Linked DNA regions of Homo sapiens: region 2 is linked to region 1. A link is a contact called in ENCODE Hi-C or POLR2A ChIA-PET data. All regions are on one chromosome and are shown on one strand. Each heading gives the region's core, a stretch centred on a gene start or an enhancer-like site at or near the end of the contact. The rest is flanking DNA. Distances are from core to core; before and after follow the strand shown. Region 1 holds the start of NLE1 (notchless homolog 1). Region 2 overlaps RFFL (ring finger and FYVE like domain containing E3 ubiquitin protein ligase).

Region 1 (6,120 bases), core at 2,069-4,568:
TTGTAATCTGCAAAGTGAGACCCTCATCTGTATGAAAACAAAAAACGAGCCAGGTGTGATGGCAAGTGCCTGTCATCCCAGCTACTCTGGAGGCTGAAGTAGGGGGACTGCTTGAACCCAGGAGTTCAAGGCTTGAGCCCAGGAGTTCAAGTGAGCTGTGACTGCACCACTGTACTCCATCCTGGTCAACAGAGCAAGACCTTGTCTCAAAAAAAAAGAAGACCCCCTAAATGGCTAATTGCATACTGACCCTTGCATGTGAAATGTGGTGTCTCTGTGCTGAGATCCCAGAAGCGCACGGTGGTGTCTCCAGAGCCACTGGCCAGGTACCTGGGGAAGAAGAGAGGATGCTTGACACTGCACATGTGCATTTGTGCCACCTATTCAATCACTTTCTGTGAATAGAATATGGAACTGGACTCTTTCCTCGCCCCTGGAAGGGAGAAAGACAATACTGATGCTGTCCTCTGGGAGAATACATCAGGAGGCCATTTCTTTCCTCTCCACAGCTATAACCAGCTTTTGAAGCTTCTCATTACCTTTCTAAGTTTGAGAGAAGCAACTAATCCCAGTTTCACAGATGAAAAATTAACTCGGAAAGGTTAAGTGATTTATACAAGTCACACAGCTCAGATCTTGAAAAATCAAGTCTAGGAGAGGTTTGTCCAAGGCAGGGGTCCTTAAGCAGCCTTTGGGGACCATGCCCTACTGAGGAAGTCCCTTAATTGCAAGCTGAGTCCAGAGCTTGGGTCTATGGTAGGCAGCCCTGAGGCCCCATCAATTATAACTCTGGGAGACCCTCCCCAAACCAGGCAAAGACTGCACCCCCACATACCCCCTCCATGAGTCTGCAGCTGTCCTTACTTTCCCGTAGGGCTGAAGGCCACAGAAATGACTGCCTCACTGTGACCCTCCAAGGAGCTGGTGCAGCGAGTCACAGCCCGGACTCTGAAGATAGCCTGTGGCTGGTAGATGATGTCTAGGACCTTCTCTGTCTCCACTGCCTGGGACTCCAACGTCTTCCCCAGTGAGGAGACGATCTCAGCATCGTGGACAAAGAAAGCCAGTGGCAGGGGATCCTCCTGAAGGACAATGGTAAAGGACAAACCCGCAACAATGGATGTGCAGGGGCACCCTCTGCCAGGGATGCTCCCCACTGAGCTGTGGGAGGTGAAGCTTCTTCTTTTCAGCCATCGTGCTAGGGATACCCCCATCATTGCCCATTGAGCAAGACCTTTTATTTATTTATTTATTTATTTTTGAGACAAGAGTCTCGCTCTGTCACCCAGGCTGGAGTGCAGTGGAGCAATCTCTGCTCACTGCAACCTCCGCGTCCTGGGTTCAAGAGATTCTCCTGCCTCAGCCTCCCGAGTAGCTGGGATTACAGGCACCCATCACCACGCCTGGCTAAGTTTTATATTTTTAGTAGATACGGGGTTTCGCCACATTGGCCAGGCTGGTCTCAAGCTCCTGACCTCAGGTGATCCACCTGCCTCGGCCTCCCAAAGTGCTGGGATTACAGGCGTGAGCCACTGTGCCCAGCCTAGCAAGACCTTTTAAGTCACTGAACAGCAGTTGCAGGACACTTACACAGCACTTGGAAATTCTTTTTTCTTTTTTTTTTGAGATGGAGTCTCGTTCTGTTACTCAGGCTGGAGTGCAGTGGTGAGATCTCAGCTCACTGCAACCTCTGCCTCCTGGGTTCAAGCAATTCTCCTGCTTCAGCCTCCCGAGGAGCTGGGACTACAGGCGCCTGCCACCACGCCTGGCTAATTTTTGTATTTTCAGTAGAGACTGTTTTCGCCATATTGGCTAAGCTGGTCTCGAACTCCTGACCTCTAGTGATCTGCCCACCTCAGCCTCCCAAAGTACTGGGATTACAGGCATAAGCCACTGCACCCGGCCTGAAATTCTTTATCTGCATCTCATAACAACCGTGGGAAGTAGATACTAATATTCCCACTGACAGTTTTCAAAAGCAGAGGCTCAGAACAACTAAGTAATTAGTTCAATGTCCTATTGCCAATGATTAATTCAGGTTCTTTACGTCCAAGATAGGATTAGCATATAGCATTATGCAGTGTTTCCCAAACTACCACACTACACTATATTTGTGTAAAAAGCTCCCAAAACGCCTGTTAAAAAATGTAGACTTTCTGCTTCATCCCAGAGTTTGGTTTAGTAAGGCTGGGATGGGGTCCAGGAACTGCAATTTTAAGGACCTCCCCTGTCCCCAGGGCAGCTCTTCAGTAAACACACTGGCTTAAAGGTTAAAAGCAAAGGCCGGGTGCGGTGGCTCACGCCAGTAATCCCCAGCACTTTGGAGGCCAAGGCGGGAGGATCACGAGGTCAAGAGATCGAGACCATCCTGGCCAACGTGGTGAAACCCAGTCCCCACTAAAAATACAAAAATTAGCTGGGTGTGGTGGCGCGCGCCTGTAGTCCCAGCTACTCGGGAGGCTGAGGCAGGAGAATCGCTTGAACCTGGGAGGCAGAGATTGCAGTGAGCAGAGATCACGCCACTACACTCCAGCTTGCCAGCCTGGCGACAAAGTGAGACTCCGTCTCAAAAAAAAAAAAAAAAAAGGTAAATAAATAAATAAATAAAAGCATGGGTATTCGGATAGTTTTGGGTTCCAATTCCAAATCTGCTACCTACTACATAGCATCGTGCAAAATACTGAGTCCCTCCGGGCCACGCTGTAAAATGGGGATATTAACGTGTCCCAGACTGGGGGACTGTGACAAAGAATCAATGAAATACAGCATCCGGTGCGTTCAAAGCTAGGCCCCTCTCCGCAGGTGGACCCCTTTGGTTGGCGTGTAAAGCGCTATGCCACTGATTCCATCTCTGACATAGGTGGGAGCTCACGCCAGGTGGGTCACCACAGTCCGTTAGCGGGGGACCATGAACCGCAGACCCTCGGTAATATGATTCCCCCACCGCATCCGCCCGGGGGTGGAGATGCGAGGCCGCCCTGGCCAGCCACTTACCTGGGCCAGTAGCGCGTTGCACACGAGCTGCAGCCTGTCCGGGGTGATGTCCACGGGCACGTCGAACGGGGAACCCAGCAGCTGCCCGCCCTCATCCTGGAACTGCACTAGCAACCGCTGCACATCGCGCGCCACCGCCTCGTCCTGCGCGAGCAAGTGGGGCGGGAGTCAGTCTGGTCGCCCGCCCAGAAGGGCCCCACTTCGCCTCTCTCAGGCCTCAGGGACCCGGGCCCTAGCGCCCCGCGGCGACGCCCCCCGCCCCCATCCACGCACACCCACCGGCACTGCTGCCGCCATCCTGCGTCCCCACGTGGAGGAGAAAGAGCCCGGCAGACAGAGCGCCGTCTCCGTGGTCGGGCGGGGTCGCCGCCGGCCACATCGCCCTCTGCTGTTGGGGAGGAGAAGCGTCCCGCTGCGCACGGCCTCAGGGATTAGAAATGGGCTTACCTGGTGCTCCTCCCGCCCCTCAACAGCCTTCACATTTATTTTTCGCCAGGGTCTTAGAGGACACAGTAAACTTTTGACTCTTCACAACAGGGATTCTTGCCCCATTTTAATTTAATTTCATTTTGAGACAGAGTTTCACTCCGTCGCCCAGACTGGAGGGCAGTGGTGCCACCACGGCTCACTGCAGTCTCGAACTTTCTGGCACAGCGATCCTCCCACCTCAGCCTCAGAGTAGCCTGGACTACAGGCACATGACACCCTGCCCGGTTATTTTTTTCTCATTTTTTGTAGAGACGAGGTCTCACTATGTTGCCCAGGCTGGTCTCAAACTCCTGAACTCAAGCAGCAAGTCCCCCACTCCCCAGCCTCAGTGTCCCAAAGTGCTGGGATTACAGGTGTGAGCCACCACGCCTAGCCTAGAAATTAGTATCCTTTTAAAAATGGATCAAGTCAAGGCTGGGCGTGGTGGCTGACACCTGTAATCCCAGCGCTTTGGAAGGCCCAGGCGAGCAGATCACTTGAGTCCAGGAGTTCGAGACCAGCCTGGCCAACATGGTGAAACCAGGTCTCTACTAAAAATACAAAAAAATTAACCAGCCGTGGTGGCATGCGCCTGTGGTCATAGCTACTGGAGAGGCTGAGGTGGTAGATTCTCTTGAACCTGGGAGGCAGAGGTTGCAGTGAGCCGAGCTCTCACCACTGCACTCCAGCCTGGATGACAGAGCAAGACTCTGTCTCAATAAATAAATAAATAAATAAATAAATAAATAAATAAATAAATAAATAAAATGGATCAACTCAATAATACTCGAGTACAAAAGCAAATCATTTCTACAATCATCAATGCTGTAAAGCAATAATAGTGATAATGACATCAACAAGTCAGGAATTGTTCTAAGTGCTTTCCCACATAACTCATTTAATTCTTACAACCCTTTTCTCCCCATATTACTGAGGAACTGAAGCAGACAGCAATGAACTTGAGCTCTTTTGCCTGAAACGAAGGATCTCCCTTGCCAACTCTCCTCTCTCTCCCTCCACTGCTCAGGCAGTCTCAAGCTCTGCCAAGTCATCCTCATGAACACAGCTTGAATCTGCTCTCCCCATCTCCACTGCCTCACTCTGGTCAGAGTCACCATCATCACCTGCCTGGACCGCTACAACAGCCTCCCGATGAGCCCCCCCATTTCCATTCCTGCCTCTTTCTACCCATTCTCCACGATGCAGCCAGGGTTATCTTTTCAGACCAAAAATCTGGCCTGCTGCTCTTCACCCTCAAACCCTGCGACGGCTCCCTTACATGCAGGAAAAAAAGAACACTCCTTATAATGGTCAATTCAGCCTTGCTATGTCCAGCCACCCCTCTCTTTAGGTTAAATCTTGCTGGCTTTTTCTGAGTTCTTACAAGGCATGGCTCTTCCTGCATCAGTGATTTTGCCCATGCAGTTTTTTCTGTCTGGAACTGTTATGGAGTGAATTGTGCCCTTCCCCTAATTCAAGCTTGTCCAACCCCTGGGCCACAGGCTGCATGCAGCCCAGGATGGCTTTGAATGCAGCCCAACACAAATTCGTAAGCTTTCTTAAAACATTATGAGATTTTCTTTCGATTTTTTTTTTCAGCTCATCAGCTATCATTAGTGTATTTTATGTGTAGCCCAAGGCAATTCTTTTTCCACTGTGGCCCAGAGAAGCCAAAAGATTGGACGCCTCTGCCCTAATTTATATATTGAAGCCCTAGCTCTGAATGTGGCTGTATTTGGAGATAGCATATATTATTATTATTGTTTTTTTTTTTTTTTTTTAGAGACAGGGTCTCACTCTGTTGCCCAGACTAGAGTGTAGTAGTGTGATCATAGCTCACACAGCTTCAAACTCCCAGGCTCAAGTGCTCTTCTTACCTTAGTGTTCTGAGTAGCTAGGACAACAGGTGTGTGCCACTATACCTGACACTCGGCTAACTTTTAAAAATTTTTGTAGAGACAAGGCTGTCACTCTGTTGCCTAAGCTGGTCTCGAACTCTTGGCCTCAAATGATCTTCCTGTCTTAGGCCTTCCAAAGTGCTGGGATTACAGGTGTAAGCCACCATGCCTGGCCTGGAGATGGGCCCTGAAAGGACATAGGAAGGGTTAATAAGTGAGTTTGTATGGGTAGGACACTAATCAGATAGAACTGGTGCCCTTGTGAAATGAGGAGACTCCAGAGTACTCTCTCTCTGTCTCTCCCCGCCCCCCGCACTGCCTCCCTGAGCACACACAAAGATGAGGCCATAGTAGGACACAGTGAGAAGGTGGCTGTTTGCATCCAGGAAGAGAGGCCTCACCAGAAACCAACCCTCATGGCACCTTGACCTTGGATTTCTCTACTCCAGAGCTGTGAGAAAATAAATTTCTGTTGTTGAAGCCTCCCTGTCTGTGCTATTTTGTTATGGTAGCCAGAGCCAACTAATACAGGAATAGTTCCTCATTCTTCAGGTCTTGCCTTGAATATTTATTCATTCATCCAATAAATGTATTGAGTGCCTACTCTCTGCCAGACGTTGTCGGAGTTCTATGTGTATCAACTCATTTATCACTTACGCAGGGAAACCTTTGAAATGATGTCATATGATGTCATATTTCCCTGTTGTATGTTTTCAAAACATCCTGGTATTCCTCACATTTAGAAATCACAGATCCAGCT
Region 2 (6,120 bases), core at 1,221-3,720, 95 kb before region 1:
GATTACAGGCAATGAGCCAGCGCACCTGGTCTACCCTCCTTTTAATAAGTGTTGTCAGCCAGGCGCGGCAGGCTCACGCCTGTAATCCCAGTGAAACCTTGTCTCTACTAAAAATACAAAAATTAGCCAGGCATGGTGACAGGTGCCTGTAATCCCAGCTGCACGGAGGCTGAGGCAGGAGAATCGCTTATCTGGGAGGTGGAGGTTGCAGTGACTCGACACTGCACCACTGCAGTCCAGCCTGGGAGACAGAGCGAGACTCCATCTCAAAAAAAATAAAGTAAGTGTTGTCACTGGGTAACTAGTAAATAATAATGAAAGCAAATCCTTAGTGCTCAGGGCCTTACTCCTTACTCTATCCTATTCTTTCAGTTCTTCAAACACCAAGGTTATTTTGGCTTTAGGAATCTCCCTCCCTCAAGCTATTCAGCTATTCTCTCAGCCTGGAGCACTGTTGCCACCTCACCTCCCTTACATATCATTTATTTCCTCAGGGAAACCTTTCCTGATCCTGTCTGTGCTCTCATAACATTTTTTTTTTTTTGAGACAGGGTCTCACTCTGTCACCCAGGCTGGAGTACAGTGGTGCGATCACAGCTCACTGCAGCCTCGATCTCCCAGGCTCAAGTGATCCTCCCACCTCAACTTCCCAAAGGATTGGAATTACAGGTGTGAGCCACCATGCCTGGCCTCATAGAATCTTATACACTTCCTTATAACCATAATTGATTTATCAGACTATTTAGCATGAATCTCCTGTACCTCTGGAGAACGTAAGAGGAACAACAACAGGCAAGGTCCTTGAATCTCATAATGATTACATTCTGGGGGAAAGAGCATTCTAGCAGTACTGTATCTAATCAACTGGCTAACAGTTTGTATAATTCTTTTTTTTTTCTTTTTTTGAGACAGAGTCTCACTCTGTCGTCCAGGCTAGAGTGCAGTAGCATGATCTCAGATCACTGCAACCTCCACCTCCCAGGTTCAAGCAATTCTCATGCTTCAGCCTCCTGAGTAGCTGGGATTACAGGCACGTGCCACCATGCCTGGCTAATTTTTTGTATTTTTAGTAGAGATGGGGTTTTACTATGTTGGCCAGGCTGGTCTTGAACTCCTGACCTCAAGTGATTTGCCCGCCTCAGCCTCCCAAAGTTCTAGGATTACAGGCATGAGCCACCATGCCCGGCCTATATAATTCTTTTTAAAGTATTTTTCTTCCATATTTAGGGTGTGGAAAGTGAAACAGGAAACAAGAGTAGGTCTATTTCACAGCTTTATTCTCAGCCTTAATGCCAGGTAATCAACACATATTTGTTGAATTATTAACTAATGATAACAGCAATAGAGCGCTTTTTAAAAAAAAAGGACAGAAATTCATGCTTAAAATTGCACAATTGGCGAGGCACAGTGGCTCACGCCTGTAATCGCAGCACTTTGGGAGGCTGAAGCCGGCGGATCACCTGAGGTCAGGAGTTTGAGACCAGCCTGGCCAACATGGCAAAACCCCATCTGTACTACAAATAAAAAAATTAGCTGGGCGTGGTGGTGTATATGCCCATAGTCCCAGCTACTCGGGAGGCTGAGGCAGGAGTATCGCTTGAACCTGGGAGGCGGAGGTTGCGGTGAGCCAAGATTGCACACTGCACTCCACCCTGGCTGACAGAGTGAGACTCTGTCTCAAAAAAAAAAAAAAAAAGGACAGAAACTGCACAATTATGATTCCGGGATGATCAGTAAATTAAGGATTTTAAACACACATAACCACAGCAATACCTTGAACGAAAGACTGAAGAGAATTTCTTTGTCTGCTAAGATTACTTGAAAAACAAAAGAAAAGAAAAATGGTTTAAATTGTTATTACAGAAGGACAAAACCAGAAAAGGAGAGCCTGGAAGAGGAACAAGACGGTCACTTCCATCTCTTCCTAAAAAGACACAGAAGGCTTCAATGCCTTCACTGTTGTTTTGGATTGGAATGGTGCTGCAATGGGAACTGCAAATACAAATAAACATGAAAACAACAAATGCAGATGTAAAATAAAGACATGCTAGAAATCAAAGAAACCGACCTCTACCAGACACACCCAGGTCTGGGTGTACCTTTGCCTGTTCTTCCCGACTTGCACAGCCCAAGCAAGGTGGAAGGAGAAACATAACAAAATGATACAGGAACCAGAGAGCAGAGGGTCTTGGAGCATAAACTGTTAAAATAATAATATGAATAAGGGGGAAAGGAGAGAGATTTCACTTCCCACTAGCAATAAGTGAGCTCTTTTTCTTAAGCGGTAACTGTTAACAACTGAAAGACATACATAATAATCACAAGTTATAAATGTTCTCAGAAACTCCCTGGTTTCAACTATTCTATGACAAATATCTGCAGAGGGACCTCAGCATCTGCTATGAAGTTCAGGGAAAAGTAATTCTAACCAATGGAGCTGTGCCAAAATATCACCCCTGGGGTCTGACCAATTAAATGGCTGCTTCTTAGTGTGGAGTTTAGGAGAGATGACAGATTGAACACCGCAGCAGAGAAACCTACGCTTTCATTTCAACCCAGGCATTCTGCCCCAAAGGGTGAGTCAATCAGGAAACAAAGCAATTCAGAGTAAAGTCTTCTAACAACGCTGAAAACAGAATAAATGGACCTGCAGTTTAATTACAGCAGGATCCTTCTTCCATCGAAACTGATGACAAAGCTCATCAAGAATAAAGAGACTCTGATCCCCCTACTACTCTGGTGCAGGAAAGAGGATTTACCAGATAAGCTCTTCTGGACCTTCTACTGAAGAAGCTGCTTTCACAAGATATTATCACAATGACTGACTAATGGGTAACCAGGATTTTTTTTTAAATGAAGGCAGGGACTAGGTGAAGGGGTTTCTGGCACTCCAATGCACCGGGAAAAGAAGGCATTTCCAGACAGGAATTCTATCTAGGCTCAAAATTATGCAATTTACCTTTCCAAAGTGGACTGCACGAAAATTACTGCAGCCAAATGTACCATGGTATAGAATGAATTCTGGTGTTATTTAACTCCTTTAATTAAAACCTGCTACATTGAAAAGATAATTGAAAGGATTAAAATAACGCATGTCAAAGCATTTAACCCAGAGCCCAGCAAATAATGGATGTTCAACAGAAATTGGCTGTAAATAATTTAAAGAAAGTACTTTGTTAAGGTTGTTTTTGTTGTTGTTGTTGTTGTTTTAACACAGAAAGGCCCATTAAGGTTCTTAACTTTTTTATTTTACTTAGTTTTCAGACAGGGTCTCCCTCTGTTGCCCAGACTGGAGTGCAGTGGCATGGTCTCACTCACTGCAACTTCTGCCTCCTGGGCTCAAGTGATCCTCCAACCTCAGCCTTCTGATTAGCTGGGACTACAAGCGCAAGCCACCATGCCCAGCTTTTTTTTTTTTTTTTTAAATACAGAGTCTCCCTCTGTCACCCAGGCTGGAATGCAGTGGCGTGATCTTGGCTCACTGCAGCCTCTGCCTCCCAGGCTCAAGCGATTCTCATACCTCAGCCTCCCAAGTAGCTGGGATTACAGGTGCCCACCACCATGCCCGGCTAATTTTTGTATTTTTAGTAGAGACGGGGTTTCACCACGTTGGCCAGGCTGGTCTCGAACTCCTGACCTCAAGCAATCCATTCACCTTGGCCTTCCACAGTGCTGGGATTATAGGCGTGAACCACTGCACTCAGCCCATTAAGGTTCTTTAAAAAGACGTTTATCAGTTCTATTCCTCTATCTATCTGCTTTTTAAAAATTTAGGGGCCGGGCACGGTGGCTCATGCCTGTAATCCCAGAACTTTGGGAGGCCGAGGTGGGCGGATCGTGAGGTCAGGAGATCAAGACCATCCTGGCTAACACGGTGAAACCCCGTCTCTACTAAAAATACAAAAAATTAGCCGGGAGTGGCGGTGTGCACCTGTAGTCCCAGCTGCTTGGGAGGTTGAGACAGGAGAACGGTGTGAACCAAGGAGGCGGAGCTTGCAGTGAGCCGAGATCACGCCACTGCACTCCAGCCTGGGCGACAGAGCGAGACTCCATCTCAAAAAATTAATTAATTAATTAATTAAAAAAATAAAAATTTAGGTATGCCAATACCTCTAATCAGGTTCAGTTTAGTTTTTGAACCACTCCTCTAAGAATTAAATGACTACAGTTCTTCCACCAGTTCTTAATTATATAATCCCTTGAAAAACTTCTCAGAGGTGGTCAGAGTGGTTTATCCTCCTTGCAGCCCCAGGCTGTTAAATCTCTTCCCAATTCCACCCCATTGCTAATGAGTTTGTTACTCCCCACAACCCTGCAGTCCAGCCAGTTTAGAATTTCTCCCTTAGCTCCTCAACCCTTCTCTGCCAAATTCAAAGAATGAACGTATGCCTCCGGCCTCCACCTGATGCACTGTAATTGCTTGCACTGCACTGAAGTCAGATAGGATTTGGTGATAAATCCAGGATGAATTCAGACTAAGCACCCCCTTCCTCCCACAGACCTTTAGCTTGGTTTGATGTTTGATCTCAATCTGAAAATTATGCTGACTTTCTGAAATGTTTTCTGCTCCTGCCAGGAGGATGTGATCTACCCAGTATCTACGCCAAGCAGCAGAAATGAATGGTGATTTCTAGTTCTCTTGGTGTCACAAAAACCTTTGTATTTTCACCATATTCTCTCCTTGCCAAGAACACCTGTGTTCAGCCTATCTTCAAGGTTTTACTATTTGCCTATATCCCACAACAAAATGCAAAATGCCTCATATTCCCACCCTTTGATAAGAGTCAAGAAAAAAGACACCTGTGCTGATAGCAGAAAGGCATGTTGTTCTCACTGCTTTCACACACAGTCACTAGACCATCCACACTGAGATATGCTGCTACTTTACCCTTTTGCTCCTGGAATTACAAAGTGGAAGGACAGATGATTTTCTCTGCAATATGGTAAGGGTACAGAATGCACACACACACACACACACAAACACATTATCAAAACCTTTACCTGTCCCATATTATAGTATGAGACCAGCAGAATGGACCTGGTTCAAGTGGTTGTGATAATCTACAAAGATCCTGAGATGACTCGAGCAGATGGTTATCCTATAACCAATCCAGTCCTCTAATGAATGCAATAGAGCAGATTTCACAGTAGGAAGCAATGGGAAATGGGAGGTGGGTTCAGAAAATAGGGGCTGCTGAGATTGTTTATCAGCTGAGTGACCCCAAGCAAATTACTTACTTAATCTCTTCTCCAGAGACTTGCCAAGGGGTGAAGCAATTCAGCAGCTAGCATTAGATGCAGCCTCCAGTACTCAAAGAGAGTTTGAATTCAAAGACTAAAAAAAGTTCACAAACACCCGGTAGTTATTTGTAAACCACCACACTCAGAAAACACTCAAAAGATAGGCTAAAAATTCTGGAAACCAACAAAAGCAGACTGTTATTTAAAAGAATGGGCCAGGTGTGGTAGCTCACGCCTGTAATCCCAGCACTTTGGGAGGCCGAGGTGGACTGATCACCTGAGGTCAGGAGTTTGAGACCAGCCTGGCCAACATGGCGAAACCCTGTCTCTACTAAAAATACAAAAATTAGCCAGGCATGGTGGTGGGCACCTGTAATCTCAGCTACTCAGGAGGCTGAGGCAGGAGAATTGCTTGAGCCATGGAGGCAGAGGTTGCAGAGAGCTGAGATCACGCCATTGCACTCCAGCCTAGGTGACAGAGTAAGACTCCATCTCAAAAAAAAAAAAAAAATGGGCCTGTTGTAGTGGCTCACACCTGTAATGCCAGCTACTGGGTGGCTGAGGTGGGAGGATCACTTGAGCCTGGGAGATCAAGGCTGCAGTGAACTGTGATTGCACCACTGCACTCCAGCCTGGGTGAGAGGGAGACCCAGTCTCAAAAAATAAAAATTAAAAAATAGAAGGTGGTGGCCAGGTGTGGTAACTCACACCTGTAATCCCAGTACTGTGAGAGGCCAAGAGAGGAGAATCACTTGAGGCCAGGAGTTTGAGACCAGCTCGCAGCCTGGGCAACATAGCAAGACCTCACTCTGGTGTCAAGGCTGGACTGTAGTGATGCACTCTTGGCTCATTGCTGCCTTGACCTCCTGGGCTCAGGTG

The links. A loop is a pair of places that touch in the nucleus more often than their neighbours do. ChIA-PET counts read pairs that join two places held with the same protein, here RNA polymerase II (POLR2A). Pooled maps may share reads with other maps.
Region 2: a pooled map shows a loop between it and region 1 (4-fold over the local background). The contact joins the enhancer-like site here to the promoter of NLE1 in region 1. A Hi-C loop is called at or near these places in 6 of 50 pooled maps. POLR2A ChIA-PET finds 5 or more read pairs at or near these places in 2 of 52 experiments (Caco-2 and activated naive CD4-positive, alpha-beta T cell).

The regions. Positions count from the first base shown.
Region 1 is chr17:35,138,985-35,145,104 of GRCh38, forward strand. It overlaps NLE1 (notchless homolog 1), which reads right to left and starts at 3,319. Exons shown (of 13, transcript NM_018096.5): 1 at 3,274-3,319; 2 at 2,995-3,138; 3 at 865-1,082; 4 at 251-330. The coding sequence starts at 3,291. RefSeq lists an enhancer at 2,750-3,627.
Region 2 is chr17:35,044,346-35,050,465 of GRCh38, forward strand. All of the region lies in intron 1 of RFFL (ring finger and FYVE like domain containing E3 ubiquitin protein ligase), which reads right to left. The region is part of intron 5 of RAD51L3-RFFL (RAD51L3-RFFL readthrough); the gene reads right to left. Among named protein-coding and RNA genes, the nearest start is that of RFFL, 16 kb to the right of the region's middle. RefSeq lists enhancers at 2,229-2,278, 2,339-2,438, 2,579-2,708. Within about 2 kb of position 2,471, at least 11 of the 41 ENCODE cell types and tissues checked have a DNase peak (open chromatin) inside an H3K27ac peak, as active enhancers do.